Linked DNA regions of Homo sapiens: region 2 is linked to region 1. Evidence: chromatin loops called from intact Hi-C (ENCODE). Cell type or tissue: endothelial cell of umbilical vein. All regions are shown on one strand. Each heading gives the region's core, and the rest is flanking DNA. Links, peaks and the distances in the headings are about the cores only. Region 1 overlaps USP37 (ubiquitin specific peptidase 37). Region 2 overlaps PNKD (PNKD metallo-beta-lactamase domain containing).

Region 1 (15,964 bases), core at 295-5,294:
CACACACACACACACACACACACACACACTTTCTTTATATGTTCTTCTATGTGTGAATGGTAATTTTACCATTAAAAAAATGTAATTAAAAAGATCTCCACACCTTGAAGACTTAACTCGGTAGCTCTTTTGAGGTCATCATCTTCTTTCTGTTCCCAAGCCTCCTAAAGGGAAAAGAACAAAAACTAAGGTATTTAAAGAGGTACTGATTAAACTTACTTAATGAGGATAAAATCAGTTTCTCTGGAAGCATTTGCTAAGAATGCTTTCTATAACCTTATGGATGTTTGGAATATTACCTTTTGAGGAATGTGGGGAAGTTCTTTACTTTTTTTTTTTTTTTTTTTTTTTGAGACGGAGTCTCGCTCTGTCCCCCAGGCTGGAGTGCAGTGGTGTGATCTCGGCTCAATGCAAGCTCCGCCTCCTGGGTTCACGCCATTCTCCCGCCTCAGCCTCCCAAGTAGCTGGGACTACAGGCGCCCGCCACCACGTCTAGCTAATTTTTTGTATTTTTAGTAGAGATGGGGTTTCACCATGTTAGCCAGGGTGGTCTCAATCTCCTGACCTTGTGATCCGCCCACCTCGGCTTCCCAAAGTGCTGGGATTACAAGTGTGAGCCACTGCGCCCGGCCCACTCCAGTATTTTTTAAGATTTTTTTTTTTTTTTTTTTTGAGAGGGAGTCTTGCTCTGTTGGCAGGCTGGAGGGCAGTGGCACGATCTCGGCTCACTGCATCCTCTACCTCCCAGGTTCAAGCGATTCTCCTGTCTCAGCCTCCCGGGTGGCTGGGACTACAGGTGCGTGCCACCACACCCAGTTAATTTTTTTTGTATTTTTAGTAGAGATGGGGTTTCACCATGTTGGCCAGGATGGTCTCGATCTCTTGATCTTGCAATCTGCCTGCCTCAGCCTCCCAAAGTGCTGGAATTACAGGCATGAGCCACCATACCCAGCCCATTCCAGTATTTTTAAAGCTCCCCAGTAAATTTGAATGTGCAGTTAAGATTAAGAACCACTGATCTAGAGAAATTAGATTTCTTTTTTTTTTTTTGAGACAGAGTCTTGCTCTATAGCCAAGGCAGAAGTACAGCAGTAGCGTGATCTTGGCCCACTGCAACCTCCACCTCCCGGGTTCAAGCAATTCTTGTGCCTCAGCCTCCTTACTAGTTGAGAATACAGGCGCACGCCACCACAGCAGGTTAATTTTTGTATTTTTAGCAGAGACAGAGTGTCACCATTTTGGCCAGGCTGGTCTAGAACTCCTAGCCTTAAGGGATCCACCCACCTTGGCCTCCCAAAGTGCTGGGATTACAGGCGTGAGCCACAGTGCCCAGCTTAGATTTCTTAATCTGATTATCTGATGAACCCAAAGCAGGCCTCAAACAAGTACTAAACCTACCCATTCATTCTAGGGAGTCTTGGTAAATTTTTACTAACATGACTTGGATTGCACAGGATTAGATAACTATGAAAAATCAGACCTGTAAGTCAGATCCTGTTGCCTATAAATCTGATATTTCAGGTGACTGTAACAGTGGAAAACAAATGGCATAAACTGAACATTGAAGAATAGGTTACTACATAAAGAAAAGAGCAAGGGCTGGGGGCAAATAGCTCATGCCTATAATCCCAGCACTTTGGGAGGTTGTGGTGGGAGGACTGCTTAAGCCCAGGAGTTTGAGACCAGCCTGGGCAACAGTGAGACACTGTCTTTACTAAAAATAAAAAAATGAGCCGGGCATGGTGGATGCTCCTGTGGTCCCATGTACTTGAGAGGCCTAGGCAGGAGAATTGCTTGAGCTCAGAGTTTGAGGCTGCAGTGAGGAATGATCAAGCCACTACATTCCAGCCTGGGCAACTGAGCAAGACCCTATCTCAATAAATAAACAGGAAGACAGATAAATGTTCTAATACTAAAATCTGAAAATTAGATTTTAGAAAATATTTGTGATAATTCTATGTTCAAATAATTCATAAAAAATTTATATTCTTAGAAAATAACCAAAACAAATACATTGCCTTAAAATACAATTATAAAATCATGGTGTTATACTGGTTGTTTCTACAGCTTGCAAAATAATGCTGGACTGGGAAGCCAGGCATGGTGGCTCACATCTGTAGTCCTAGCACTTTAGGAGGCCAAAAGGGGAGGAGTGCTTCAGTCCAGGAGTTCAAAACCAGCCTGGGCAACATAACAAGGCTCTGTCTCTAAAAAATTAAAATAGAAAATAAAAATAAAAAGAAAAGAAAAAAATAAATTTGGACTAGGAATAATCTATAATACCCCATCCTGTTTTAGCAAGCAATGAATTATAGTTATGAAAGGTAACCAACAATACATTTTATTGCATTTGGATTGTCAAAAAAAGAAACACTACCCACGTACCTGTTTCAAACCCAGGCTGGAGTGCAGTGGCGTGATCTCAGCTCACTGCAACCTCTGCCTCCTGGGTTCAAGCGATTCTCCTGCCTCAGCCTTCTGAGTAGCTGGGACTACAGGTGTGTGCCACCATGCCTGGCTAAGTTTTATATTTTTAGTAGATGGGGTTTTGTCATGTTGGCTAGGCTGGTCTCAAACTCCTGGCCTCAAGTGATCCGTCCGCCTCAGCCTCCCAAAGTACTGAGATTACAGGCATGAACCACCAAACCCTGCCTCAAACAAGTCTTTTTTTTCCCCAATGACTTACTCTATGTAAATCATCTGGAACAATGTCTGACACATAGTAAGTGCTCAACACATTAGTTATTATTATTATATTTCTCAGGAAAGGTAAGTACAGAGAAAGTAGCAATATAAATATCTCTTACTTGCTCTTGAAGGCTCTGAGCCAGTGCCTGCTGAAGCTCTTGCTCTTCCCTTTCACGCTCCATATCATACTGCTGGAGCCAATCAACTTCTCCCTGAGATCCTTCTGGAGTTTTGTTTTCTTTATTCTCATCACAGTCTTTAGTTATCTCAGTAAAACTGGCAGGATCTGAGGAAGCAGAACATAACATTAATTTGGAAAATCCTAATAAATGGAAATTTCTGAACTAGAGTGACACCTACTGTTCATAAAGCAATTTACCCTAATTTCATCTATAATTTGCTTAGGACATACAATTTCACCTTACTAGATCTACGTCAGGGTTGATCAACCTAGAGCTATTGACATTTTGGGTGGGACAAGCTTTTGTTGGGGTGAGGGGAGAAGAGTATGTCCTGTGCATTGTAGAACGTTTAGCAGTGTTTCTGGCCTCTACCTACTAGATATTAGTAGCATCCACCCTCTACAGTTGTGATAACCAAAAATGACAGACACTACTATATGTCCTCTGGAAGGCAAAATTGTTCTTGTTTGAGAACAAATGATCTACAGTGATGGTTCTAAAAGTTAATTAATCATCAGAAACACACTATGTAAAGATGGGGAAGAAAAAACAGCCATAGGTCATAGTGTCACTTGACCAAGTACTGGAAATAAAATATTTTTAGAGCAAATGAAGTAAGAATTAGGCCAAAATGATCAAGCTACTATTGAGATTTTCCCCATTCTTTTTTTTATTTTTTGGGGACAGTGTCTTGCTCTCTCACCCAGGCTGGAGTCCAGTGGCACTATCTCGGCTCACTGCAATCTCTGCCTCCTGGGTTCAAGCAATTCTCATGCCTCAGCCACCAAGCAGCTGGGATTACAGGTGCACGCCATCACACCTAACTAATTTTTGTTTTAGTAGAGATGAGGTTTCATCACATTGGCCAGGCTGCTCTCAAACTCCTGACCTCTGGTGATCTGCCCGCCTTGGGCTCCCAAAATGCTGAGATTACAGGTGTGAGCCACTGTGCCTCGCCGATTTTCCCCATTTATTACACTGTATGTTGAACATGTGTTTAAACATTAATAATCAAACAAGCATTGTATATATCTAAATCAAGAGTGTATGGCAATATACAGTGTGTGTTTAAAACATTCAGGAAGGTAAGAAATCCCCTCCCCCCTCCTCCCTTCCCCCTCCCCCTGCCCAGGCTGGAGTGCAGTGGCTCACTGCAACCTCCACCTCTTTCAGGCAATTCTCCCGCCTCAGACTCCTGAGTAGCTGGGACTACAGGCGCCCGCCACCATGCCCAGCTAATCTATATCTATCTATCTATCTATCTATCTATCTATCTATCTATCTATTTTTTTTTGAGATGGAGTTTCGCTCTGTTGCTCAGGCTGGAGTGCAGTGGCGCGATCTCGGCTCACTGCAACCTTTGCCTCTAGGGTTCCAGCGATTCTCCTGCTTCAGCCTTCCGCGTAGCTGGGATTACAGGTGCACGCCACCACGCCCGGCTAATTTTTGTATTTTTAGTAGAGACGGGGTTTCACCATCTTGGTCAGGCTGGTCTCGAACTCCCGACCTTGTGATCCGCCCACCTCAGCCTCCCAAAGTGCTGGGATTACAGGCGTGAGCCACCGTGCCTGGCCTAATTTTTGTATTTTTTAGTAGAGATAGAGTTTCACCATGTTGGCCAGACTGGTCTTGAACTCCTGACCTCAGGTGATCCACCTGCCTTGGCATCCCAAAGTGCTGGGATTATAGGCGTGAGCCACCCCTCCCGGCCTGTTCCTTCTCAATTTCTAGACTACGGCTAGCTAAAATAAACAGAATAGTTATGATTTTTTTCTGGTTATCTGAATTGTTAGAGCAATAACATTTCATGTTTTTTTTGTTTTTTTTTTTTTTAAGACTGAGTCTTGCTCTGTCGCCCAGGGTGGAGTGCAGCGGCACAATATCCGCTCACTGCAACCTCCACCTTCTAGGTTCAAGCGATTCTCCTGCCTCAGCCTCCCGAGTAGCTGGGATTACAGGTGTTCACCACCACACCTGGCTAATTTTTTATATTTTTGGTAGAGATGGGGTTTCACCATGCTGGCCAGGCTGGTCTCGAACTCCTGACGTCAAGTGATCCGCCCACCTCGGCCTCCCAAAGTGCTGGGATTAACAGGCGTGAGCCACCATACCCGGCAATTTCATAATTTTTGTATTATTATTATTTTTTGAGATGGAGTTTCGCTCTTGTTGCCCAGACTGGAGTGCAAGGGCGTGATTGTGGCTCATTGCAACCTCCACCTCCCGGGTTCAAGCAATTCTCCTGCCTCAGCCTCCCAAGTAGCTGGGATTCTCCTGCCTCAGCCTCCCAAGTAGCATGCACCACCATGCCCAGCTAATTTTGTATTTTTAGTAGAGGCGGGGTTTCACCATGTTGGTCAGGCTGGTCTCGAACTCCTGACGTCAGGTGATCCATCAGCCTTTGCTTCTCAAAGTGCTGGGATTACAGGATTGAGCCACCATGCCCGGCCCACGATAATTTTCAATACAAATACAAGCGTTAACTATATCAAACATTACTAAAGTAAACCTCCTCATCAAGAAGTATTTAACTGGCTAACGAGAATTACCTTTATATACTCATGCTATACATACTGTTATTGAGTTTGTATACGCTCTTTACCTGCCCTAGTACTGTATTTTATCTTATTTTATTTTTTGAGACCGACTCTCACTCTGTTGGCCAGGCTGGAGTACAGTGGCACAATCTCGGCTCACTGCAACCTCCAACTCCCGGGTTCAAGAGATTCTTATGCCTCAGCCTCCCAAGTAGCTGGGATTACAGGCGTGTGCCACCACACCCGGCTCATTTTTTATTTTTAGTAGAGACAGGGTTTCACCATGTTGGCCAGGCTGGTCTTGAACTCCTGACCTCAGGTGATCCACCTGCCTTGGCCTCCCAAAGTGCTGGGATTATAGGTGTGAGCCACACTGCGCCCGGCTCCTAATACTGTATTTCTCTGTGGCACAGGTAACCCTGAAGCTTACAGCATCCTGGCTTTAGATTCTAAGTCAGCAACTAGTTAGCATTTTGAGTTGTACTGAATTGCTGAGTGAATATTTATTAAAAGAGGAAAAGAGACTCAGAATTTATTTGGTGGAAAAATCCCAATTGTTCAGAAAAATTATATTACAGATAATCCCAATTAAACACACAAAAAACAATTATCCTAGAGATGTCAATAATTTCTTCCTTTCTTCTATTATTGGAGAAACAACCCTTGCCATGGCCTAGAAGGGGCAGCTTGGAAGTCTACATGACCCTGCCTGTCCCTCCTACCTACGCCTGCTGAACTGGGAATGGATTATTTGACTCAACCAATCAGATTATCTGTTTTGGAAATTTGGAACTGAGATATACAAAGTTAGCTGATGATGAGCATTTCAAGTGGAAGGAAGACTTGGGGGTTGATATTGCTATTTTAGAGTATAAAATGAGTATTATTATTTTTATTATCAAAACGTACTCAAAAACGTGACAGAATAATTTTTCTTAACCAATAATTTTGAACACTCAATGATTCAATGTACCTCAGACAATCCTGGATTATACTAGTAACTAATCCATGTGTTAGAAAGGAGATCAAGGAAGTTTGCTTGAAGATGCTAAAGTCAATATACATTTGTCTTCAGGATAAGATTATCAGACAGATACAGAACGTATTTAAAAATCTATGGGGACAAACATGGCCATGAAATAATAATCCACTTTTAAGGACTGTACAATGGATCAAAGGGGATTCATGTGTTTAACTCAACATTCTTTTTTTTTTTTTTTTTTTTTTTTGAGACAGAGTCTTGCTCTGTCGCCCAGGCTGGAGTGCAGTGGCACCATCTCGACTCACTGCAACCTCTGCCTCCCGGGTTCTTGCCATTCTCCTGCCTCAGCCTCCCAAGTAGCTGGGACTACAGGCGACCGCCACCATGCCTGGCTAATTTTTTGTATTTTTAGTAGAGACGGGGTTTCACCATGTTAGCCAGGATGGTCTCGATCTCCTGACCTCGTGATCCACCCACCTCAGCCTCCCAAAGTGCTGGGATTACAGGCGTGAGCCACTGCGTGTGGCCTTAACTCAACATTCTTCCACTGAATATACTGTTTGCTTCTTCCCCACGCCCTAATTGAAACCCACTCTCTTCCTGATATTCTATATTTCAGTGAATAAGATAATTTTCCACAGTTTCTTTTAAAAGACAGATATCTGAGGATCATATGTGACTTCTCCCTCTCATTCACTCCTCACATAAGATAAATTATTATTTCCTAAGCATCTCTTGAATCCATCAACTTTTTTTTTCAAGCCAAAACCTTGGCTTAGGACACCACTAACTTCTTGTTTGGACTACTGCAATAATTTCCTAAGAGGTCTCAAGTATTACTGTTTTTTTCTAACTTCTGTAGCCAGAATGATCTTTTCTTCAAACATAAATCCTTATCAAATAATTGTTTGCTTAAAATATCCAATAACTTCCTAATGCCTTTGAAACAAAAGTCCAAATTCCTAAACATGGCTTCAGGCCATGCAAAAACCAGAGACTACTTAGCTCTCTAGTCTCATCTTTTGCATTTCCCCTTCAACAATATGCTCCAGTCATGCCGATCATTCTGAACTTTCTTTTAGGTCCACTAACTTGCTGTGGGCTTTCTCATTTCTGAGTCTTTGTACACACTATTCCTTCTGGCTAGTGTCTAGAGACTGTAAAACCTTACTTTGCCTTCCTGCCCCTCCTCAGCTGATTCACAAAACAGCCCAACTGTTAAGTCACAGATATTTATTGAGAATCTATGTGCCAAGCACTGTTGTAGAAGTTGGGGATATAGTGATAATTAAAGCAAGATGGTGCCTGCCCTCAAGGACCTTAAGTGCAAAAGCTCTGAGATGAGAATGGCCTTGGCATATTTGAGGGAGGGAGAGAGGGAGGGAGAAAAAGAGAGAAATAAGTACAGATTTCAGGAAGACATCATGGAGACTGAGAAAACAAATAAGAAAGTATTACAAAACTGACTAGTAGCATTTAGTGCCCATTTAAGAGTGTAGTCCTGAGTTTGAGGAAAGTCCACGGAACACAGTTTTGTGATTTTCTTTAGCAATCTTCACCAGCTTGGGTGCAGGTATGGAAAAAGTAGCTAGTTGAGTTGGGAGTTGGGGTTTTGTCAGGCTACTGCGACAGAAGAAAAGAGGAAGGAGATAATTGGCATTTCCAGGAAGTTCACAGATTATATTTGATGATCTAAGTTCACACTTTGAGAAGCACTGGTCTAGGGTAATGACTTCTGTAAGTGGGCAACCAAAATAGGGTAGAAGAAAAGACTTTTGGAATTAATATCAGAAACTGAGAAAACAGGCTGCTGAAAGAAAGTGATCATGACACTTCTTTGGACTGTCTTTTCTACTTAAGCTCTCTAAGTGATCTCATGTATTACTATAGCCTCACAAACTGATGAAATATCAAATTCATATCTCTAGTCTGAATTTCTCCCCTGAGCTTTAAACTTGTATATTGAAATGCCTAGGTGAAATCTCCATTTGCCTGTTTAATTTTTATTCCTCCCTTGTCCCACCAACTGTGCCTTCCTCATATCAGCAAATGGTACCATTATCTATCCAATTGCTCAGGCCAAAAAACATGTCTCCCTTGATTTTTTTTTTCCCTTGGCACCTTTGTGGTGTTGGTTAGAAAGATCAGCTGGGGCTGGGCGTGGTGGCTCATGCCTGTAATCCTAGCACTTTGGGAGGCTGAGGCAGGTGGATCACCTGAGGTCAGGAGTTCGAGACCAGCCTGGCCAACATGGTGAATCCCCATGTCTATTAAAAACACACAAGAAAATTAGCTGGGTGTGGTGGCGGGCGCCTGTAATCCCAGCTACTCGGGAGGCTGAGGCAGGAGAATCACTTGAACCTGGGAGGCAGAGGTTGCAGTGAGCTGAGATCATGCCACTGCACTCCAGCCTGGGTGACAGAGAGAGACTTGGTCCGCCCCAGGAAAAAAAAAAAAAAAAGAAAGATTAGCTGGGATGGCTAGATATCCTCTTTCTTTTGGTGATCTCAAGAGTCTTTCCTTCGCAATGTGATCTCTCCAGCAGGGCAGCCAAACTTCTTACGTAGCAGCTTAGGGTTCCCAAAAGCACAAAAGGGGAAGTTGCCAGGCCATCTTAATGTTTAATCACGAACTTGGCACAGAATCAATTCAATCACATTTTATTGCACTCACATAGCCTTCCCAAATTCACTGTGAAGAGGTCTACACAAGAGTATGCATACTGGTAGCCACGGTTCACTAGATGCTGTCTTTGGAGACTGAGTGTGTATATACACACACTCACACTTTTCTTTTCTATGGAGCCATGTGAATACACTGTAATTGCAGATATTATAATACTTTACCCCAAAGCACGTCAGCCTGAATCTCTCTCTCTTTTTTTTTTTTGAGACAGAGTTTTGCTCTTGTTGCCCAGGATGAAGTACAATGGTGCAATATCGGCTCACTGCAACCTCCTCCACCTCCTGGGTTCAGGCAATTCTTCTGCCTCAGCCTCCCAAGTAGCTGGGATTACAGACATGCAACATCACACCCGGCTAATTTTGTATTTTTGGTAGAGATGGGGTTTCACCATGTTGGTCAAGTTGGTCTTGACCTCCTGATCTCAGGTGATTCACCCACCTCAGCCTCCCAAAGTGCTGGGATTACAGGCATGAGCCACCGTACCCAGCCCAGCCTGAATCTCTTAATTAAAAGCACATTTTCCTACATAACAATTATCACATCTAAGAATATTAACAGTAATTCTATTTATAATTCCAATATATAGCCCACATTCTCATTTCTCCAGTTGTTTCCAAAATATTTTTTGTAGAATTTTTTCTAACCTAGACTCCTAAGGTTACTCACTACATTTGGTTGTCAGGTCTCTTTAGTCTTTAGTCAGGGCCAGTTTTTCTTCTAAAGCCTCCCATTATGGATTTTTCTAGTGTTCTTTTAAGTACAGGCTGTTTTTTTCCCCATACCCCAGAGCCTGGAGACAGGGTGGGTTTCCTCTTTACTACCCACTGCCATTTCCAACTACTCTGTCTCCTTTCAGGCTATAAAAACTGTAGCTCCCTTGAAGTGCATGATATAGGACATTGCCACATATTACCTCTTCCTGTAGCTGTCCCTTTGTTAATTTTAGGAAGTTATAGGACTGGGCAAAGAACTGAAAAGGAGAGCAGAAAGCAGGAAATAAATCAGGAAGGGACAAAAGCACTAATATTAACCAGGGATACCTAAGGGCAGTGATTATAAATGTAGTAAGGGGACTGCATAATGATACTTGTATCAAGAAGGAAAAAAGTAATGCCTGTGTATAAAAACCATCACGTTTTTGCTTCCAGTTAAATGGGGATATACTAATTCTTATTTTACTTGCATGCAAAATAATTCATAATTGAAGAGGTTCCAACTATGAGAATGTAGAAAATAATTTCCTGATATTCTAGTATTCTCTTCATTTCCAAAATCCTATGGCTGGTGTACCTGAAACACATTAGCAATATATAGTTGTCTAGATCTTGGGGCTATCAAGAGAGAAAAATTTGAACTGGTCATAGGAAAAGATAGTAAAAGTTATCTACCTAAAAATTTCAAAACACCCACAGTACAAGGCAGGATGGCTCAGCTCTGTTGTTCCCACTGATAGCTTTAGATAACAAAAAATGAGTAAAAATTACCAAAAAAATAGTATAGCATTTTATGTACAGTCATGTGTTGCTTAATGATGAAGACACATTCTAAGAAATTGCATGGTTAAGTGATTTCGTCTTTGTGCGAACATCTTCGAGTATATTCAACACAAACCTAGATGGTATAGCTGACTATACATCTAGGCTACATGGCATAGCTCCTGGGCTATAAACCTGTAAAGCATGTTACTGTACTGAGTACTGTAGGCAACTGTAACACAATGGTAAGTAGTTGTGTATCTAAATACATCTAAACATAGAAAAAGCAATGCATTGTGCAGGGAATGGAGAACTTGAATTATTTATACCCTAACACCTGGTGTAAATTCAGATATAGGAAAATGAAAGAATTATATGAATTTCTGAAATAGCAGTGGTGAGAAAAGCACCTCAGAACTGACACAAACATATATTAAATGCACATAAGAAGGCTAGTTTTACTAGTGATGTATACCTAAAGGGATATGGCATACTTTACCACTAGTATCTGTGTACTAGTCACAATATTTGCTTCTCATTTTTCAAAGCTTTTTATAATACAGAATGAAAATGCCATCAACCCTGTTATATACAGATCCACTTCACCTCCCTTTATTTGTTTTTATCTGAGAAGGAGTCTCACTCTGTCGCCCAGGCTGGAGTGCAGTGGTGCAATCTTGGCTCACTGCAACCTCCGCCTCCCGGTTCAAGCGAATTCTCCTGCCTCAGCCTCCCGAGTAGCTGGGATTAGGGTCACACACCACCATGCTCAGCTAATTTTTCTATTTATCTCCCGTTATTTGGAGGTTATTTGTCACTACAAAACTTTGAAAGAGTTATGTTTTGTTTCACAGAGGTTTAATCTTCATTAAACCTACCCAGCTCTGTGATTGTTTTGGGCTTCTCAGTTTCCATAGTGTCTGGATTTTCTGGCATTTCTTGAATATCATCTTCTGCAAATCCGGTATCTGGGCTGCTAGTTGGCTTATCATCATCTTCATGACTCAGAGATGGTGAAGCATCTCTCTTACTTATCTCCAAGACAGCTGCTAGAAGCTCTTCTTCGCTCATTCTGTCAAATCCTGAGTTTTCCAATTCAGACTTGTCAGGCTCTATTGGGCATAATTTTGAATCCTGAAGAAGAGAGTTACTTTTAGAAGAAACCAGAATACCTACAAATATAGCAATCTTAATTAGTATTTAAAGTAGCAACTTTATTTCTAAAAAGTTTCCTTTCTTTGATGCTTTGGGTTATTTAACAATCAATAACCAATATATAAACTAAATGGTGAGTCTAACTTTAAAAATAATAAATACATAAGAATACATTATTTTTTCTTGATTGAAATAAGTATATATTTTGTACAAATTTGGAGAATACATAAAAATAATAAAATAAATTCATTCAAAATAGATTACTCAGAGATAATTACTCTAAGTATTTTCAATTTATTTTCTTCCAGATATATATAGATTATACAGTAAATATTCTATCATTATGCCTACTACACCATTATAAATGTTAGCTGATCTTATTAACAATAAATGAGAAAAATAAACACGACATCAAGATTATGTAAAGAAGGCTGGGCGAGGTGGCTCACGCCTGTAATCCCAGCGGTGGATCACCTGAGGTCAGGAGTTTGAGACCAGCCTGGCCAACATGGCGAAAACCCGTCTTTACTAAAAATACAAAAATTAGGCTGGGCGTGGTGGCTCATGCCTGTAATCCCAGCACTTTGGGAGGTCGAGGCCAGCAGATCACTTGAGGCCAGGAGTTCGAGATCAGCCTGGCCAACATGGATAAACTCCATCTCTACTAAAAATACAAAAAAATTAGCCAGGCATGGTGGCACGCACCTGTAGTCCCAGCTACTAGGGAGACAGAGAATCGCCTGAACCTGGGAGGTGGAGGATGCAGCAAGCTAAGATCACACCACTGCACTCCAGCCTGGGTGACAGGGCAAGAGTCTGTCTCAAAAATAAATAAATAAATAAATTAAATAAAAAACCAAAACCCAAAAATTAGGGAGATGTTGTGGTGTACGTCTGTAATCCCAGCTACTCAGGAGGCTGAGGCAGGAGAATCACTTGAACCTGGGGGATAGAGACTGCAGTGAGCCAAGATCGTGCCACTGCACTCCAGCCTGGGCAACAGAGTGAGACTCCGTCTCAAAAAAAAAAAAAGATTATGTAAATATTCAAAAGTTGTTTTCTGGGAGAATTTTGGACTTTCACACATTTCTCATTCAAGTTGAACAACCACAAACTACCTCTGGCTTTAAAGTAAGATAGGAAACAGAACAAAAATAACTACTAAAATAATTCTATTATTTAAAAGGGAGGCTTAAAATAAAATACAGTAGCATAAGATAATGCAAACACCTAGAAAAGCTTAGATCTTCAAAGTATTAACTATCCATATAATTATCTATATATTAATCCAATTAATAAATCCATAATTTAAACAATTAGATTACTTGGTTGCTCTGTTGATGTAAAATGTTTACTACAGTTCCCTCACATAAACAATTGCTACAGGCTGGGAGTAGTGGCTCATGCCTGTAATCCCAGCACTTAGGGAAGCTGAGGTGGTAGGATCACCTGAGCCCAGGAATTTTAGACCTGCCTAGGTCACACAGTAAGACCTTGTCTCTACAAAAAATTTTAAAAACTAGCCAGGCATGGTGGTACATGCCTGTAGTCCCAGCTACTTGGGGAGCTGAGGTAGGAGGATTGTTTGAGCCCAGGAGAACGATGCTGTGGTGAGCCGTGATTACACCACTGTACTCCAGCCTGGGCAACAGAGCGATACCCTGTCTTAAAAAACTGCTACCAAAATAAAGCAAGTAATTATTTGAGGACGAATATGCAAAAGTAGCTTTGAAGGGCAAAAAAAGAAAGTAATTTGTTTAGAACAACGAATTTCTCGTAAGTCTTGATCCATCTGTAAACAGACTGATTTCTGTAGCCAGAGAAGGCATTTTCTTTAAAACTAATTAGTTTGATGATGGTTATGAAAGACATTTGTTTGGACAGTAAGAGATAAACAAATCTTTGTCAGATGTTTTAAGAAAATATTACTTACTTTTTCCAGGTCTTCCTGCTGCTGTTCGTTGCCTAACATTTCACAAAGTCTCTGGCTGAGGGCCACAGAACGTTTTAGCTCATCCTCACTGTCTGAATCAAGGCATAAAGCCAAGGAGCTCTTGGATTTGAAGGTGAATTTCCTGTAATTTAAGGAAAAAAAAAAAAGCCTGATAAACATTTGTCTTTGTTATTCTTTTATTGTAAAAATATCAAAACAAATTGCTTTTCCATTACGGAAAATTACTTAACAGAAAAAAAAGATATATCAAAAGAGGTATATTTCAGCATTACCTTTGCCCCACTCCAAAAGAGCCATGCTTTGAAAACTGGACAACTCTTATGCTACTACGTATCATCAGTAAACTAATCATGTTGTGCCTTTTTTCTTTTAATGATCAACCCCAATGAAATTTGCTATTGTCTTTATAAATTATGCTATTGAATTCATGCAGGCATAGCAATGAATAAATGTTTTTGACAACAAAGTGCATGAAGACTAATTTGTGATCTTTTAAATTATGATCCATGCACTTTAAAAATAACAGTAACATTCCACTTATCCACTTATCTGTAGGTCAGACTTCTGGCAACCTCTACTTTCCAGAACATAGGGATTCCAAAGTAAGAAAAAAGGCTTCTGAGGAAGGCAGTTCCAAAGCCCATGTACTTAGAGGGACCCTTTCTTTCCCAGGAAATGGTGAATAAAATAGTGTATCAAGTTCATCAAGAAATGAGAGCTAAGAAATGAGAAAGAATAACCACAAGAAAGGCAAACAAGAACTATAAAGTCATTTAATGTAAAAGCAAACTATCTTGTAATAATTAAGAGCCTCTGAGGGCAATATCATATTGAAACACAGTGCAATAATTGATACTTAAAATGCTGATTCTAAGTCATTAAGATATACTTAAATTATCCTTAGTTATTTTAAGAATGTAAGGAACAGTGTAACATATTTTAGAAACATTTTCATCCAAACTGTTAAAAATCTTTTAAAAGATAAATCGTTAAAAGGTAAGCTTCAGTTATATAAAAATTCACTTATGTGGAATCCTTTAATGATGCCAGATAAGTAAGGTGTTACTGTGTTGTCTTCTAGGTAAGCCGAAAATAAACTAAAGAAAAAAGTGGTAAAGGTCAAAGAACAAGAACTTTCTTTGATGGAGGTTAACACAAATTCATATGCAATACAAAAAATATATATAAAATGAAAACTAGAAAATACAATTAACCTGAATGTAAAAACTGAAAATAAACATATAGACTAATGGCACCAAGAAATAAGAGGCCAGAGTGGAAATCAGGAAGATTACATAGCAATGTAGATCAAAGAAAAGAGGCAAGTGGTCAGTGATAAGCCCAAACATAGTGTGTGGCTCAGAGCAGCCAGGATATCACTGCACTCCAACCTGAACACTTGAAAAGCCTCCCATGTGCTCAAAAGGGTTTTTAGTATAATAGCCAATTAGCCATCTTAATTCCTCAATTCAGATTTCACGCTCACCAAGCAAACCTGAACATATTAATTTGTTTACCCAGATAAATATTTTGCTGAAGGAGGATGACACCTGGCTACCATTGCACCAGGGTAAATTTGTGACAAAGGACATTGTAGAAGAATCAATGGTATTCTGGTTCATAACTCAGCCTCTTTTAAGTTTGATCGGCATGACAGGTCTTCTAGGGCCTAATCATTCTTTATTGATCAACTCCCAAATTTTCATACCAGCAGACCCTGGAGAACAGATGACCATGCCAAGGTACAATGATGCCCAATGAAATCATTTCTTTCTTGAAACTACAGTGACTTGGTACATAGAGTGCATTCCATTAATGATTACTATATTTACAGAAGGCAGCTTGCCTGTAGCAATGAAAAATATTCATCCTGTAAATGCATCACTTGCTCACTTTCTAAGCAGCCAAGTGGTATTGCTCATTTGTATCTTGAGAACGGGCAAGAGTATTCATATCGGTACCATTTCAGATTTCTAGTCATGTTAGTCATCTGGTTTTAATTGCACTGAAAAATAATTAACAGGAGGAAAAGAAAATAGCAGTTCCCAAATGTCATTTTATGGTTATATAAGCCCCCCAAAAGCCCTTAAACAACAAAAATGTCTCTTCTCTAAAAGTACTTTGGGCCATCAAATTTTTAGAAAAATTAATTAAAAAGTCAAACGACAACTAAATCAATTGAAATGATCTAATCAGGAACTCCTCTAGTAAAATCTTAGAGGAAATATATTTAAAAAGCAAACAAAAAAGGCATGTGCTTCCCTCCTTGGATAAAGTTTGGTCTTAAACAAAAAAATAGGGCATTT
Region 2 (15,964 bases), core at 4,323-9,322, 160 kb before region 1:
CCCTCTGCTTCACAGATATCGTCTGAGTCCTCATATGGCCAAGGAAGGAACAAACAGACACCGCCCCCCCACCAGCCTTCCTTTTTTTTGAGATGGAATCTCACTCTGTGCAATGGCACAATTGCAGCTCACTGCAGCCTTGACCTCCCATGTACAAGCAATCCTTCCAACTCAGCCTCCTGAGTAGCTGGGACTACACACATGCACCACCACACCTGGCTAATTTTTGTATTTTTTGTAGAGACAGGGTCTCACTATGTTGCCCACGCTGGTCTTGAACTCCTGGGCTCAAGCAATTTGCCCTCCTCCACCTCCCAAAGTGCTGGGATTATAGGCGTGAGCCACTGCACCTGGCCACCAGCTTCTTTTCTAAGAGCATGAATTCCATTCCAGAGGGTTCCGCCTTCATGACCTAATCACTTCCTAAAGGCCTCACCTTTTAATACTATAACATTGAGGATTAAGTTTCAACAAATGAATGGAGTGGGGACAACAACATTCCCACCATAGCAGGCCCCTTCTCCAGAAAACACCCTCCACTTTCTAGAACCACCAGGATGGTTAATATCCAAGGAGATTCCATTTCCAACCAGCAATCACCAGCGACTCACATCTGCCCGACTGGGGGAGTGGGACATGGGGCACACGAGGCAAGCCCACACAAGCCTTGCTGCGTGCTTTTTCTCCAGAGCCCTTTTTCTGACTATAGGGTCAAAAATAACACCTGAAGCGCCTGGCCCAGAGCAGCAGTGCTTCGCTGGCAATAGGCATTCGATAAATGATGTTTTTTTCTCTTGGGCCTTATCTGCAAAATTATTAAGTAAGCTTTTATTGTCTGCCAACCAGACAGGAATTTCCGGTTCTAGAAATGAGAAGGCTGAAAGAACACAGCCCCTGCTCTCAAGAAACTCACAGTCTAAGGGAGCCAGTAAAATGACAGATTATTACAATGTTGACAGTTTGACAAGTGCTGGCAGATAAAGAAATATTCACTTGGTTCCTCCAGATCCCAGAGAAAGCTCCTAACCCAGTGTGGGGAATGGGGTGGGGGTTCGGGAAAGGAGTTCAGAGGAGGTGACACCTGAGTAGAGTGTTAGGAGGTGTTAGGAACCAGCCTATTCGGAGGAGGGGAGAAGGTTCTCCAGGCAGAGGGCAAGGGACTTAGGGCCAGTTGCCCCAGCAAGCTAGGATGGGGGGTGGAGGGTGCAGTGGGGTAGAAGGGGTAGGAAATAGGGCTGGCCAAGGAGGCAGGGGGCCAGAAATTGAGATTTTACCCTGAAAGCAATGGGGAGCCAGAAAATAACCACCTAGAGGGAGTTTGGGAGGGTTGGGGAGGCTCTGGTGGTGCCCCTGGGGTAGGGTTCCAGCTTTAGCAAATAAAGATGCAAGGCAACCAGTTTGAGCTTCAGATAAACAACAAACCTTTTTTTTTTTTTTTTTCAAGACAAGGTCTGGCTCTGCACTCCCAGGCTGGAGTACAGTAGTGCGATCTTGGCTCGCGGCAACCTCCACCTCCCAGGCTCAAGCCATCCTCCCACCTCAGCCTCTCAAGTAGCTGGGACTACAGACATGAGCACCACCACGCCCGGCTAATTTTTGTATTTTCTGTGGAGACAGGGTTTTGCCATGTTGCCCAGGCTGGTCTTGAACTCATGAGCTCAAGCAATCCATCCGCCTCACCCTCCCAAAGTGCTGGGACTACAGGCATGAGCCGCTGCGCCCGGCCAAACAATATTTTTTCATATAAGCATATCCCACTGCCCCATATAATATTTGGAAATACTTGTACTAAAAAAAAGTACTCATTGCTTATCTGAAATTCACATTTAACTGGTTGGTTGTATTTTTCCAGCAACACTACCTAGGAGGAAAGTGGAGTCAAGTCCATGGCTGCAGGAAGAGGGGTGGAGGAGTGAAAGGGATTAGACTGATGTTTATTTTAGGACTGGATGTTATTTTAGGTATTTTAGGACTAGCTAAAGCTTAGTGATTGGTGGGAGGGGGTGGTGGCAGCCTGGAAGGGGTGGGCCCAGGTGGAACCTGAAGGACATGGGCAGGAAAAACTTAATTGGAGCGGTGGATCCAGAGAACTTTCTCTGTTGCCACCCTCCAGCCCAGCCCCAGGACTCCACTAATTGGTCCTCCAAACCCTTCTCATAGCTGCCTGGTTACCTAGCATTTAATGTGTTACTCTACCCATGCATTGATCACTAACTTTCTGAAAGAAGTTGCCTTTTTTCTGTTTTTCTTTTTCTTTCTTTCTTTCTTTCTTTTTGAGATGGAGTCTCACTCTGTCACCACGGCTGGGGTGCAGTAGCATGATCTCGGCTCCCTGCAACCTCCGCCTCCTGGGTTCAAGCGATTCTCCTGCTTGGCCTCCTGAGTAGCTGAGATTACAGGCGCCCACCACAATGCCCAGCTAATTTTTGTATTTTTAGTAGAAACAGGGTTTTGCCACGTTGGCCAGGCTGGTCTTGAACTCCTGGCCTCAGGTCATCCACCTGCCTTGGCCTCCCAAAGTGCTGGGATTACAGGCAAGAGCTACCGCGCCGCCCGAAGTTGCTTGTTTTCAGAGGACGTATTTACTGAATTGAGGCATTGAACCCAGCCTGAGGTGAAAGTGCCTGTTTCTCCCCACTGGAGGGCAGAGACAATGTCTCATTCACCCCTAGGCCTGGGCACGGCCCTGACCCAGCATCTGTTGAATTGAATGCCAATGTTCCAAAGTGGGATGGAGGGAGCCTCTCAGGCTTGAATGATAGATGTGTGGGGGATAGATAAGGTAGGGGTGGGGTATGGGGGCTCCTCCCCCTTAAAATTGGCCTTATTATTCATAAACATTATTTAACACTTTCCTAAGGAAATAGAGAGTGGAAAGAATGGTGGATTTGGATGTCTCAGAAGTGAAGTTTTGTTCCAGCTTTGGCACTAAAGGACTGTGAGGCCGGGGGCCCATCTCTCTACTTAGAAATCACACTGTGGCTGGTCACAGTGGTTCATGCCTGTAATCCCAGCACTGTGGGAGGTCAGGGGGTGGATCACCTGAGGTCAGGAGTTAGAGACCGGCCTGGCTAACATATAGTGAAACCCCATCTCTACTAAAAATACAAACAATTAGCCAAGTGTGGTGGCGCATGCCTGTAGTCCCAGCTACACCGGAGGCTGAGGCAGGAGAATCGCTTGAACCTGGGAGACAGAGGTTGCAGTGAGCCGAGATCATGCCACTGCTCTCCAGCCTGGGCAACAGAAAAAGACTCCGTCTCAAAAAAAAAAAAAAAAAAAAAAAGAGAGAAGAAAAGAAATCACAGTGGCTCACGCTTGTAATCCCAGCACTTTGAGAGGCCGAGGCGGGCAGATCACAAGGTCAGGAGATCGAGACCATCCTGGCTAACATAGTGAAACCCCGTCTCTACTAAAAATAGAAAAATTAGCTGGACGTGATGGCAGGCGCCTGTGGTCCCAGCTACTCAGGAGGCTGAGGCAGGAGAATGGCATGAACCCGGGAGGCGGAGCTTGCAGTGAGCCGAGATCACGCCACTGCACTCCAGCCTGGGCAACAGAGGGAGACTCCATCTCAAAAAAAAAAAAAAAGAGAGAGAGAAATCATACTGCATTTCTCTACCTCCTGTGACTTCTGGCGCCTTCCTCAGTTGAGGTCATCTAGGTGAAAGGCAGTGAGAAAGGCACATGGCGGATGTTGATGGTGACTGAAACTGCTGTAACTGGAAGTGGGTGGCACCATGAGGAAGCCAGGCCACGGAACCAGCCTGGCATCCACCATGCTGCAGGCAGGGCCAGCGAAATGCTTTCCATTCTTCCCTGACCCTCAGAGTCACCTGAGCTGCTTGTGAAAACATGCACGTTCCCTTGGGGATACTTCTTTCCAGACCTGTGAATCAGAATCTTCAGTGGAAGCATAAACAAACGCTCCCCAGGTGAATCGCCAGCCACACCAGCAAGCTTTGGTGATAGACAGTCCTGGGTTTGAATCCAAGTTCAAATGTCTTTGGTGGCTTTGTGACCTTAGGCATATTACTTAACTGCTGTGAGCCTTGGCACCTTATCTATAAAAAGGGTGGTAATAATATAGGGTAGTTGTAAGAATGAAAAATAGCAGTTGTCAAATGCTTGGGGCAGAGTTAAAATGTTCATTGTTATTGTTGTTTGTGAGATAGAAGCCCAGTGATTCTCCCAGTGATGAACACAACCTCCTTTCACACTAAGCAGGGCCTGGAGGGATGAACTTGCCCGAGCTGGGAGCTCAGCAGGGCCAGGCTCCAGCTGTGCCCTTACACCCTGCCCTCTCGCCATGGACCTCTGCCACCTCTGCCAGCCAGAATACCGGGGGATTCTCAGCTTTCAAGCCCCTCTCCTCGTCCATCTTGGGCTTCATTCTCCCACTCTCTTGCCCCCCACCTAGGAAGCTCCTCCTCATAGATACTTGCTTTTGTCTAAACAACTCTACTCCCCAAGAAAAGCCAACAGCGATTTCCTCTTATTCCCAACCCACGATATTAGCTGCCTGAGAACCTCTCCTTACCAATAACTGCACCCCCTCCATAATCTCAATTTCAGGCACCCCACACTCTGACCACCATCTATTTTTCCAGCTCTGTGACCGTGATTTGACAATTCTGTGACCATATCAGGATCAACAATCTATTCATCTTACCACCTGTTCCTTTATTTTATTTATTTATTTTATTTTATTTTATTTATTTATTTTGAGACTGAGTTTCGCTTTTGTCACCCAGCCTAGAGTGCAATGGCAGTGCAATGGCGCGATCTTGGCTCACTGCAACCTCCGCGTCCGAGGTTTAAACGATTCTCCTGCCTCAGTCTCCTGAGTAGCTAGGATTACAGGCACCCGCCACCAGGCCCAGCTAATTTTTGTATTTTTAGTAGAGATGAGGTTTCACCACGTTGGCCAGGCTGGTCTCGAACTCCTGACCTCAGGTGATCCACCTGCCTCAGCCTCCCAGAGTGCTGGGATTACAGGCGTGAGCCACCGCACCCGACCTATTTGTTTATTCATTTATTTTTGAGACAGGGTTTCGCTCTCACCCAGGCTGGAGTGCAGCGAAGCAGTCATGGCTCTCTGCAGCCTCAGCCCCCTGGGCTCAAGCCATCCTCCCACCTCAGCCTCCCAAGTAGCTGGGACCACAGGCACACACCACTGCACCTGGCTAATTTTTGTAATTTTTTTTTTTTTTTGAGACAGAGTTTTGCTCTTGTTGCCCAGTCTGGAGTGCAATGGTGCCATGATCTCAGCTCACTACAACCTCCACCTCCCAGTTTCAAGTGATTCTCCTGCCTCAGCCTCCCAAGTAGCTGGGATTACAGGCACGTACCACCACGCCAGGCTAATTTTGTATTTTTAGTAGAGATGGGGTTTCTCCATGTTGGTCAGGCTGGTCTCGAACTCCTGACCTCAGGTGATCCGCCCGCCTCAGCCTCCCAAAGTGCTGGGATTACAGGCGTGAGCCACCGCGCCCGGCTAATTTTTGTAATTTTTTGTAAAGATGGGGTCTCCATATGTTGCCTAGGCTGGTCTCAAACTCCTGGGCTCAAGTGATCCACCTGCCTCAGCCTCCCAATGTGCTGGGATTACTGGAGTGAGCCACCGCGCCTGACCACCACCTCTTTCTTATCTCTCACATCCTCACTTTCCTCCTTGACCAGCTTGGATTCCAATATTATAATTACTCCTTTGCATGCAGCCTCAACTCTACCTTATGGTTCTCAGCAGCAAAATCTCAACTCTGCACCCACATAGCCAAAAGTGAGGGTAAAAACATGCAACGGTCCTGACTGATCTCGCTTTAAGTTCATGCACACTAACTTGTCCATTCATACTAACACACCCATCCTAGGCAATTACTCCACACTTTCTACAGTCCCTTCTGAACTCCCACACCTCCTCTGCAGCCTCACTCTCAGCCTCGACTTTGCTTCCTATGTCTCTGAGCAAGCAATCAGAGAATTGCTGCCTATATCACCACTTGGATGTCTAATAGGTGACTGCTTCTCAAACTTTAATGTGCAAATAGATCGCTTGGGGTTCATGTTAAAATGCAGATTCTGCTTCAGTAGGTTGAGAGTCTACATTTTTTTCTTTTCTTTTCTTTTCTTTTTTTTTTTTGAGATGGAGTCTCGCTCTGTTGCCCAGGCTGGAGTGCAGTGGTGCGATCTCAGCTCACTGCAACCTCCGTCTCCTGGGTTCAAGAGATTCTCCTGCCTCAGCCTCCCAGGTAGCTGGGATTACAGGCATGCCCCACCACGCCCAGCCAATTTTGTATTTTTAGTAGAGATGTGTTTTCACCATGTTGGTCAGGCTGGTCTCGAACTCCTGACCTCAAGTGATCCACCCACCTCTGCCTCCCAAAGTGCTGGGATTACAGGCATGCACCACCACGCCTGGCCATAGGTGAATTTTTAATGGGATTTTTAAATACTAAGTCTTCAAAATCTGGTATGTATTTGACACAGCATATCTCAATTAGGATGTTACTTTTTCATCAGAAATATAGGATCTGTATTTAGATCAAATCTGAAAAGTGTTTGTAAAATGTACATACTTGAGTGTTTTCCAATAACTGAAATAAGCATCAAGGTTTATTTTATTATTGTTTTATTTTTAGAGTAAAATGAAAGCAAGTTTATTAAGAAAGTAGAGGAATAAAGAATGGCTACTCCATAGACAGAGCAGCCAATGTTTAGATTTAAGTTTAAATGAATTAAAATTACATAAAATTAAAAATTCAGTTTTATAGTTGCACTAACCACATTTTATGTGCTCAGTGGCAAGTGGCTAGTGGCTACCATATGAAACAGCACAGATCTATAGCGCTGGTCATTGACTTAAGGGGGAATTCTGGGGGTCAGGGTCTAGATCGTAATTCATCTTGGCCAGATGCCTAGCCCAGGGCCTGCACTCAGTACTTTCTGCTGCGTTCCATTTACTTTTAACAAGTCAAAAACTGACATCTAGGAAGCGGTTGGAACAAGCCACAATCAGTTCCCAGACATGACCACTAGGGGGCAGAGTCTGACTAGCACTGTTTGGCTAGAAAAAGGGAGCCTTGGCCGACGCAATGGCTCACACCTGTAATTCTGCATTTTAGCCAGGCCCAGGCAGAAGCATGGCTTGAGCCCAGGAGTTCGAAACCAGCCTGTGCAACATAGTGAGACCCATCTCTTTAAAAAAATTAAAACATTAGCTGGGCATGGTTGTGCGTGCCTGTAGTCCCAGCTACTTGGAAGGATGAGGTGGGAGGTTGGCTTGACCCCAGGAGGGTCAGGGCTGCAGTGAGCTGTGATTATGCCACTCCAGCCTGGGCAACAGCCTGAGCTACCATCTGTCTCAAACAAACAAACAAAAACGGGAGAAAAGAAAGGGGCCAGGACTCAACCCCAATACCATTAAGATTTATTTAACAAGCATTTATGAGGGGCCAACTGTGTGCCAGACCTGTGGGGATACAGAAGTAAATAAAATACAGCCCCCGCTTTCTTGGAGTTTACAGTCCAGTAGGGAAGGCAGGACAGATATTAGCAACTCATCTCATAAGCAAAGGTATCTTTACAAACTGTAATACATGCACTTAAGGAAAGCTGACTCAGTGCCCTAAAAGAGTGGCACCCAAGGCAGGGAGCTGTGGCTCACGCCTGTAATCCCAGCACTTTGGGAGGCCGAGGCAGGCAGATCACCAGGTCAGGAGATCGAGACCATCCTGGCTAACACGGTGAAACCTGTCTCTACTAAAAATACAAAAAATTAGCCAGGCATGGTGGTGCGCACATGTAGTCCCAGCTACTCGGGAGGCTGAGGCAGGAGAATCACTTGAACCCAGGAGGCAGAGGTTGCAGTGAGCTGAGATAGCGCCACTGCACTCCAGCCTGAGCAACAGAGTGAGACTGCATCTCAAAAAACAAAAACAAAAGAGTGGCACCCAGGCACCTCTTATGTTGGCAGAAGGTGGCATGAAAGAGTAGCTACAGAGGGGATGGGCCGTGGGGGGTGGTGGACAATGGTGCTGTGACCCTTCTAAGCAGAAGGATCAAGCTATGTGAAGGTGTGGAGACACCCCTGAAGCTGAAAGAGCTTGGCATGTTCCAGAAACTTCCAGGAGAGTGGTGTGGCTGGAGAGTGGTGGGCACTGGGGCATGGCCCAAGAGGAGACTGGGGAGGTGGCAGGGGCCAGGTCTACAGAGTCTCAGGGCCTCTTTAAGGACTTCAAATTTCAGCCTAAAGATATCAATGAAAACATTCAAACTCTGTAAAATATTTGAAGAAATTTATTCTGAACCAAATATGAGCGACTATGGCCCTTGACACAGCCCTCAGGAGACCCTGAGAACACGTGGCCCAAGGTAGTCAGGGCGGGGGGACAGGGGCGCAGAATGTATGTGTGTGTTGAAGGGAGCTTCCAGGTTATAGGTAGATTTAAAAATTTTCTGATTGGCAATTGATTAAAAGAGTTACCTAAAGGCCTGGAGGTTTTTTTTCTGTTTGTTCGTTTGTTTGTTTGTTTGTTTTATGGAGTCTCACTCTGTTCCCCAGGCTGGAGTGCAGTTGTGCCATCTTAGCTCACTGCAACTTCTGCCTGCCAGGTTCAAGTGATTCTTCTGCCTCAGCCTCCCAAGTAGCTGGGATTACAGGTGCCCACCACCATGCCCAGCTAATTTGTTTGTATTTTTAGTAGAGACAGGTTTTCACCATGTTGGCCAGGATGGTCTTGAACTCCTGGCCTCAGTGATCTGCCCACCTTGGCCTCCCAAAAGTGTAATCCTTGGGATTACAGGTGTGAGCCACCAGCCCAGCCCTGAACCAGTCTTTCAGGTTAACTTTGGAATGCCCTGGCAGAGGAGGGAGTCCATTCAGATGGCTGAGGTGAGGGGGCATTGAATTTTATTTTTGGTTTACAAAGGAAGCCATTGAGTGATTTTGAGCAGGGCTGGGACATGGGACATGATCTGGGTGGTATTTTAGGAGAATCACCCTGGCTCTGAGCGGTGAATGGGTTGAGGGAATGGAGCCCGAGAGCAGGAAGGCCTTGAGGAGCCACCTTGGCTACAAGATGAAAGGTGGTGGCACCAGCCCCCACCCTGAGGTGTCAATACCCCACGACCCCCATCCCAGACCTGCACTTCTTTTTTTTTTTTTTTTTTTTTGAGCAGAGTCTTGCTCTGTTGCCCAGGCTGGAATGCAGTGGCATGATCTCGGCTCACTGCAACCTCTGCCTCCTGGGTTCAAGCGATTCTCTGCCTCAGCCTCCTGAGTAGCTGGGATTACAGGTGCCCACCACCATGCCCAGCTAATTTTTGTATTTTTAGTAGAGATGGGGTTTCACCATCTTGGCCAGGCTAGTCTTGAACTCCTGACCTCATGATCCACCTGCCTCAGCCTCCCAAAGTGCTGGGATTACAGGTGTGAGCCACCACGCCCGGCCAGACCCGCACTTCTTTGGTTTCATTTGGCTGGTTTCCGTTTGCTCTCCACATCCCCCTCCGTCTTCTCCACCCTGCTTGGAGCTGGTCCTATGGACACCTCAGTGGGCTCTTGGTCCTCCAGCTGCAGCTGAGTTTGGCAGTGGAGCTCTCCAGGAGGAGATGGCAGCAGAGGTGGAGGGTTTGTCTCCTTCTCCCTCCCTCAAGGCTCACCCCAGACTGGCTTATCCCTCAACCAGTGGTCACAGCCCCTATCAGTTGGGCCTGTCCACACAGCTCTGTCTTTGTTTTTTGTTTTTGAGACAGAGTTTCGCTCTTGTTGCCCAGGCTGGAGTGCAGTGGCGTGGTCTCAGCTCACTGCAACCTCCCAGTTCAAGCGATTCTCCTGCCTCAGCCTCCCAAGTAGCTGGGATTACAGATGCCTGCCACCATGCCTGATTTTTTGTATTTTTAGTAGAGACAGGGTTTCACCATGTTGACCAGGCTGGTCTGGAACTCCTAACCTCAGGTCATCCACCCGCCTCGGCCTCCCAAAGTGCTGGGATTACAGGCATGAGCCACCGCACCCAACCTGTCTTTATGTTTTATAACAGCTCCCTTCCTGACCCTTCAGGCCCAGGGGTGGCGACAGTGTCACTAGCCTGGAGAACTGTTTCCAGCACCTGCCGGTAGCCTTGCAGAGCACTAAAACTTAACTTCTCTCAAGCTCTCCTCAGCTTTCCCAGTTTGCCTGTGTCATCTGTTTCCCAGCAGACACTGACACATGTTTTCTACCCAGGCTGGTTACAGAGGATCAGTGGAAAGAGCATGGAATTGGGGGTCAAATAAAACCATAATTGAATTTGGGTTTTGTCGCCTGTGATGGTATGAGTCATTATTCTCTCCAAGCCTTCGTTTGTTCATCTCTAAAGTGGGGCGACTGGCCGGGCACAGTGGCTCATGCCTGTAATCCCAGCACTTTGGGAGGCTGAGGTGGGTGGATCACTTGAGGTCAGGAGTTCGAGACCAGCCTGGCCAACATGGTGAAACCCCATCTTGGTGAAACACAAAAATTAGCCAGGCGTGGTGGCGGGCACCTGTAGTCCCAGCTACTCGGGAGGCTAAGGCAGGAGAATCACTTGAACCTGGGAGGTAGAGGTTGCAGTGAGCTGAGATCGCGCCACTGCACTCCAGCCTGGGTGACAGAGCAAGACTCCATCTCAAAAATAAATAAATAAATAAAGTGGGGCGACCATCACCTTCCTTATAGAGTCGTGACAATGAAATCCCACGTGCAAGGGCTGTGCGCAGGCCTTGTGCTCAGTAGACAGTCTACACTCGGTTGTTCTGTTCTTCCTTCCCACACAACAGAACAAACATTTATCACACTGCATGCATCAAGCCCAGTGCAAGGTGCTGGGGATGAGGGAGAGACAAACAAGTGGAGGCCGCCATTTTTTGCCTACAGGGAGAGCTCAGTCTTGTTTTTGCCTGTTAGTTTGTATGTTTGTTTGTTTCTGAGACAGGGTCTTACTCTGTCACTCAGGCTGGAGTGCAGTGGCAAAATCATAGTTCACTGCAGCATCAACCTCTGACCTCAAGCAATCGTCTTGCCTCAGCCACTCAAGTAACTGGGACCACAGGTGCATGCCATGTCTGGCTATTTTTTTTTTTAATTTTTTGTAGAGGTGGGGTCTCACTGTGTTGCCCAGGCTGGTCTTGAATTTCTAGACAATTTTCCGATCCATCATCCCGCCTTGGCCTTCCAAAGTGCTGGGATTACATGCATGAGCCACCACCCCCAGCCCAGAGGTCAGAGTCTTGTAAAGAAAAGGCTATGGCTCCTCTGGGTGTGCCCCCTTCCGCCCCCACCATAGCCAAACCATTCGTTTCTGTTTGGCTGTGAGATGACATTTTTTCCAGGGTCTGGAGTTAGAGTAGTGACCAGGCAGTGCAAATAATTGTGGTAATCAGAAAAGCCTTCGAAGAGGAGGTTGAATTTATTTTTAGCCTTAAAGAAACTGGACTAAAAGGAAAGGCATTATCAGCCTCCTTGAGAACTGAACTCATTCTCCTCCCTCCTCTGTTGAGAGCTGCCAGACTCCCTAGATTGAGAATTGGACCTTCATTAGTTATGGTTACTCCTGGAAGGGTATCACATCCCCGGGGGCATGGTAGGGCTGGAAGGTACCTGGTATCTTGAGGAAGCTGCCTAAAAGGATTTCTCCAGGTGGCATGGGGCAGAAATCTAGGATAGTGATCAGGGCAGGCTGGCAGACGGGACACATGTGGAGGGGAGCAGCAGGAACGCCACACACTAGAGAACTGGGCTGAGACCATGTCGCTAAAACAAGGGATGCAAATTTGATTGTGTAGACACTGGCTTTGAGCAGGGGGAGCCCCTGCTTGAAACTGATGGCTAGGGGCTGCAGGTGCCTGCAATGGGCCAGGCATGAGGACCCAAGGGCCTGATTTGGGATGATGCAATGGGAAATGGAGGCAAAGGTCACACCCTCTTATCATTTCAGTCATAAAATATTTACTTGAGCACCCACCAGGACAGATGCTGATGTTGCAAGAATGAGATCAATAATATCAAGGAACATGTGTGGAGTACTTGAAACGGCCCAGGCAAGGTGTCCTTTCTCTGGGTAATCACGGTTAATCCTCCGAGTAGCTCCATGCAAATTACCAGTCCCTCGTGGAGAGAAAGAGAATGAGGTTTGAGTAGATTAAGAACATTGCCCCAAGGTGCAGAGTTCCTAGTGGAGCCAGGGTTCTAAGCTGGTCATTCCAAGTCTAGCACACAACCCCCAAACCCGATTCCACTCCCTCCCCGACAGTTCACCCTCCTTACCCACAAGGCACTTGAAGTGTTATGGGGCAGCGCCAGGAATTACTGCACAGCCTAAGGACCATCACAGAGACATGTGTGCAATGAAGTGTGCAAGTCATTACCTAGGCCTAAGAGATGCCCTCACCCAGGAGCTAGGTGTCGGGATTGGTTTGTTTGGTCATCTGACAAACACAGATGCTTCCTAACTTATAGAGTGGTTACATCCCAATAAACTCATCCTAAATTGAAAATATCCTAAGTGGAAAATGCATTAAATACACCTAAACCTACCAAACATCATAGCCTAGCCTAGCCTGCCTTAAACATGCACAAAACAATGACATTCGTTTACAGTTGGGCAAAATCATCTGGAAACACAGATGATGCCGTTGGCCAAGTTGGCAGACCTGAAGGAGAGGGTTGGGGTCACATGAGGATGAGGAGGTAGCTTTGGACAAATCAAGTTAAAGATCCCGTGTGGCAGCAGTCCCCAGCATTTTTGGCACCAGGGACCAGTTTCATGGAAGGCAGTTTTTCCAGGGACTGGGGGAGGCAATGGGGTTAGGGGGGTTCGGGATGATTCAAGCGCATTACATTTATTGTGCACTAGATTTCTATTATTATTACATTGTAATATATAATAAAATAATCATACAACTCACCATAAGGTACAATCAATGGGAACCCTGAGCTTGTTTTCCAGCAGCTGGATGGTCCCATCTGGGATTGATGGGAGACAGTGACAGATCATCAGGCATTAGATTCTCATAAGGAGCATGTAACCTACATCCCTCACATGCGCAGTTCACAATAGGGTGCGAGCTCCTATGAGAATCTAATGCTGCTGCTGATCTGACAGGAGGTGGAGCTCAGAGGGTAATGCAAGCAATGTGGAGCAGCTGTAAATACAGGTAAAGCTTTGCCTGTCCTGCTGTGTGGCCTGGCTCCTAACAGACCAAGGACCAGTATAGGGTTGGAGGGAAGCGGTTGGGGACCCCTACCGTGGGGCATCCAAGGGAGGCTCTTGTGGACATTTCTCCTTTGAAGTAATGAGTATACAGGTGGTAGCCTGTAAGTGGTGAATTTAGAGCTAGCAGAAGGGGAGCTTGTCAGAGAGGGGAGAGGAGAGCCAGAGAGACTGTGGCAGGGAAGGCAGAGGAAAAAGGCATGCTCCATTGTCATAGCTGCCACCCAGAGGTTCAGTGATAAGGGCTGAACAATGACAAATGGGTTTGACCTTCAAGGGGACAGCGCCAAATTAGGATGGAGCAGTACAGGCAGGGGCCCAGTTGAGTGGCCTGAGAATGGACGTGAAGTGAAAGGTAGAGACAGCAGAGAGGACTACTTTCTTTGTTTTAATAAAATAATAATTTTAAAAATTAAAATACTAATATGTTTTCATTATAGAAGATCAGAAAATATTTTAAAAGCACAAAAAAATAATAAACAAATGGTACCCCATGAGTCAATCAACCAAAGATTATGACTGGAAGCATTTTAGATTTTTTTTTTTTTTTTTTGAGACAGAGTCTCACTGCACATCACTCAGATGTGCAGTGGTGCCATCTCGGCTCACTGTAACCTCTGCCTCTCAGATTCAAGTGGTTTTCCTGCCTCAGCCTCCTGAGTAGCTGGGATGATTCAGGCACCCGCCACTACACCCAACTAATTTTTGTATTTTTAGTAGAGACGGGGTTTCACCATATTGGCCAGGCTGTTCTCAAACTCCTAAGCTTGTGATCTGCCCGCCTCAGCCTCCCAAAGTGCTGGGATTACAGGCACGAGCCACCGTGCCCAGCCTTAGATTTTTTTTAATCCATTTTTGTTTACAGAGGTACAATCGTATCAGTTATTCAAAATTTACCCAGTTTTGTGTCCTATTTTTTTCTCCACTACTTTCTTTCTTTCTTTTTTTTTTTTAGACGAGTATTGCTCTATCACCCAGGCTGGAGTGCAATAGCATAATCTCGGCTCACCGCAACCTCCACCTCCCGGGTTCAAGCGATTCTCCTGCCTCAGCCACCTGAGTAGCTGGGATTACAGGAGCTGCCACCACCCCTCAGCTAATTTTTGTATTTTTAGTAGACAGGGTTTCACCATGTTGGCCAGGCTGGTCTCAAACTCCTGACCTGAGGGGATCTGCCTGCCTCAACCTCCCAAAGTGCTGGGATTACAGGAGTGAGCCACCGTGCCCAGCCTCCTCCACTTCTTTCCTTCCTTTCTCTTTTTCTCTCTTTCTCTCTCTCTTTCTCTCTTTCTCCTTCCTTCCTTCCTTCCTCTTTCTGAGACAGAGTACAGTGGCGCAGTCATGTCTCACTGCAATCTTGACCTCCAGGATCAAGAGATCATTCAAGATCAGCCTGGGCAACATAGTGAGACCCTGTCTCTATTTAAATAAAAATAAAATAAAATAAGAGATCCTCCCACCACGGCCTCCCAAGTAGCTGGGACTACAGGCACCCACTACCACGTTCAGCTAATTGTCATATTTTTCGTAGAAATGGGGTTTCACAGCCGGGTGTGGTGGCCAAGACCAGCCTGGCCAACATGATGAAACCTGTTTTTATTAAAAATACAAAAAAATTAGCCGGGCGTGGTGGTGCATGCCTGTAGTCCCAGCTACTAGAGAGGCTGAGGCAGGAGAATTGCTTGAACCCAGGAGCCAGAGGTTGCAGTGAGCCAAGATTGTGTCACTGCACTCCAGCCTGGGCAACAGAGAGACTCCGCCTCAAAAAAAAAAAAAAAAAAAAAAGGAAAGAAAAGGAGAAAGAAAAAAGAAATGGGGTTTTGCTATGTTGGCCAGGTTGGTCTGGAACTCCTGACCTCAAGTGATCTGCCCCCTTGGCCTCCCAGAGTTACAGGCATGGCCACCACACCCAGCCTCCAGTTTATGGGAAAATATAAAATTTACCCAAAGTACTAGTTTGGATGCTCTTGGCTGCAGGTGTCAGAAAACCCAACTGAGGCCAGGCACAGTGGCTCAGCCTCTAATCCCAGCACTTTGGGAGGCCGAGGTGGGAGGATCATTTGACGTCAGGAGTTTGAGATCAGCCTGGCCAACATGGTGAGACCCCATCTCTACTAAAAATACAAAAAAAATTAGCCGAGCGTGGTGGTGCACACCTGTAATCCCAGCTACTCAGGAGGCTGGGGGAGGAGAATCGCTTGAACCTGGGAGGCGGAGGCTGCGGTGAGCCGAGATCGCGACATTGCACTCCAGCCTGGCGACAGAGCGAGATTACGTCTAAAAAAAAAAAAAAGAAAAGAAAACCCAACTGAAAGTGGCTTACATTATAAGCAACAAGAAGCCCAGAGCAGCGTGTAATTCCAGGATTGGTTAATTCAGGCAGTCGGTGAGGTCTCCATCACTTCTGCTCTGCCATCCTCGGGTGCTGGCATTTCCTCCTAAACAAACTGCTCCCCAACAGTCCAAGATGGCGTCTGTGGTTCCAGCATCCCAGGCAGGTGATGGCATCTTGAAGCAAGAAAATAGCCCTGTTACAGTCAAGTGCCACATGACAATGTTTTTTGTTTTTGTTTTGTTTTGTTTTTTTGAGACGGAATCTCACTCTGTCACCCAAGCTGGAGTGCAGTGGTGCAATCATGGCTCACTGCAACCTCCGCCTCCCGGATTCAAGCAATTCTCCTGCCTCAGCCTCCCAAGTAGCTGGGATTACAGGCACCCGCCACCATGCCTGG

What was found. Hi-C counts contacts between places; a loop is a spot of excess contacts. Peaks named below come from ENCODE experiments on the same cell type or tissue, not always from the same donor. Only the 100,000 strongest peaks of a DNase experiment are listed, where the experiment ranks them.
Region 2: it touches region 1 in a loop (7-fold over the local background); 69 of 110 quality-filtered maps call a loop at or near these places.

What each region holds. Positions count from the first base shown.
Region 1 is chr2:218,463,203-218,479,166 of GRCh38, forward strand. It overlaps USP37 (ubiquitin specific peptidase 37), which reads right to left. Exons shown (of 26, transcript NM_020935.3): 19 at 13,638-13,779; 20 at 11,428-11,683; 21 at 2,808-2,974; 22 at 104-164. Among named protein-coding and RNA genes, the nearest start is that of VIL1, 52 kb to the left of the region's middle. RefSeq lists a silencer at 2,924-3,218. In endothelial cell of umbilical vein, for the core only: no CTCF peak of the experiment used is centred there; a DNase peak (open chromatin) is centred at 2,989.
Region 2 is chr2:218,294,422-218,310,385 of GRCh38, forward strand. The region is part of intron 2 of PNKD (PNKD metallo-beta-lactamase domain containing); the gene reads left to right. It overlaps LOC105373881 (a long non-coding RNA gene), which reads right to left. Exons shown (of 3, transcript XR_923914.3): 2 at 15,556-15,740; 3 at 11,949-12,127. Among named protein-coding and RNA genes, the nearest start is that of TMBIM1, 9.9 kb to the left of the region's middle. In endothelial cell of umbilical vein, for the core only: a CTCF peak has its summit at 7,027 (motif pointing right); a DNase peak (open chromatin) is centred at 7,030.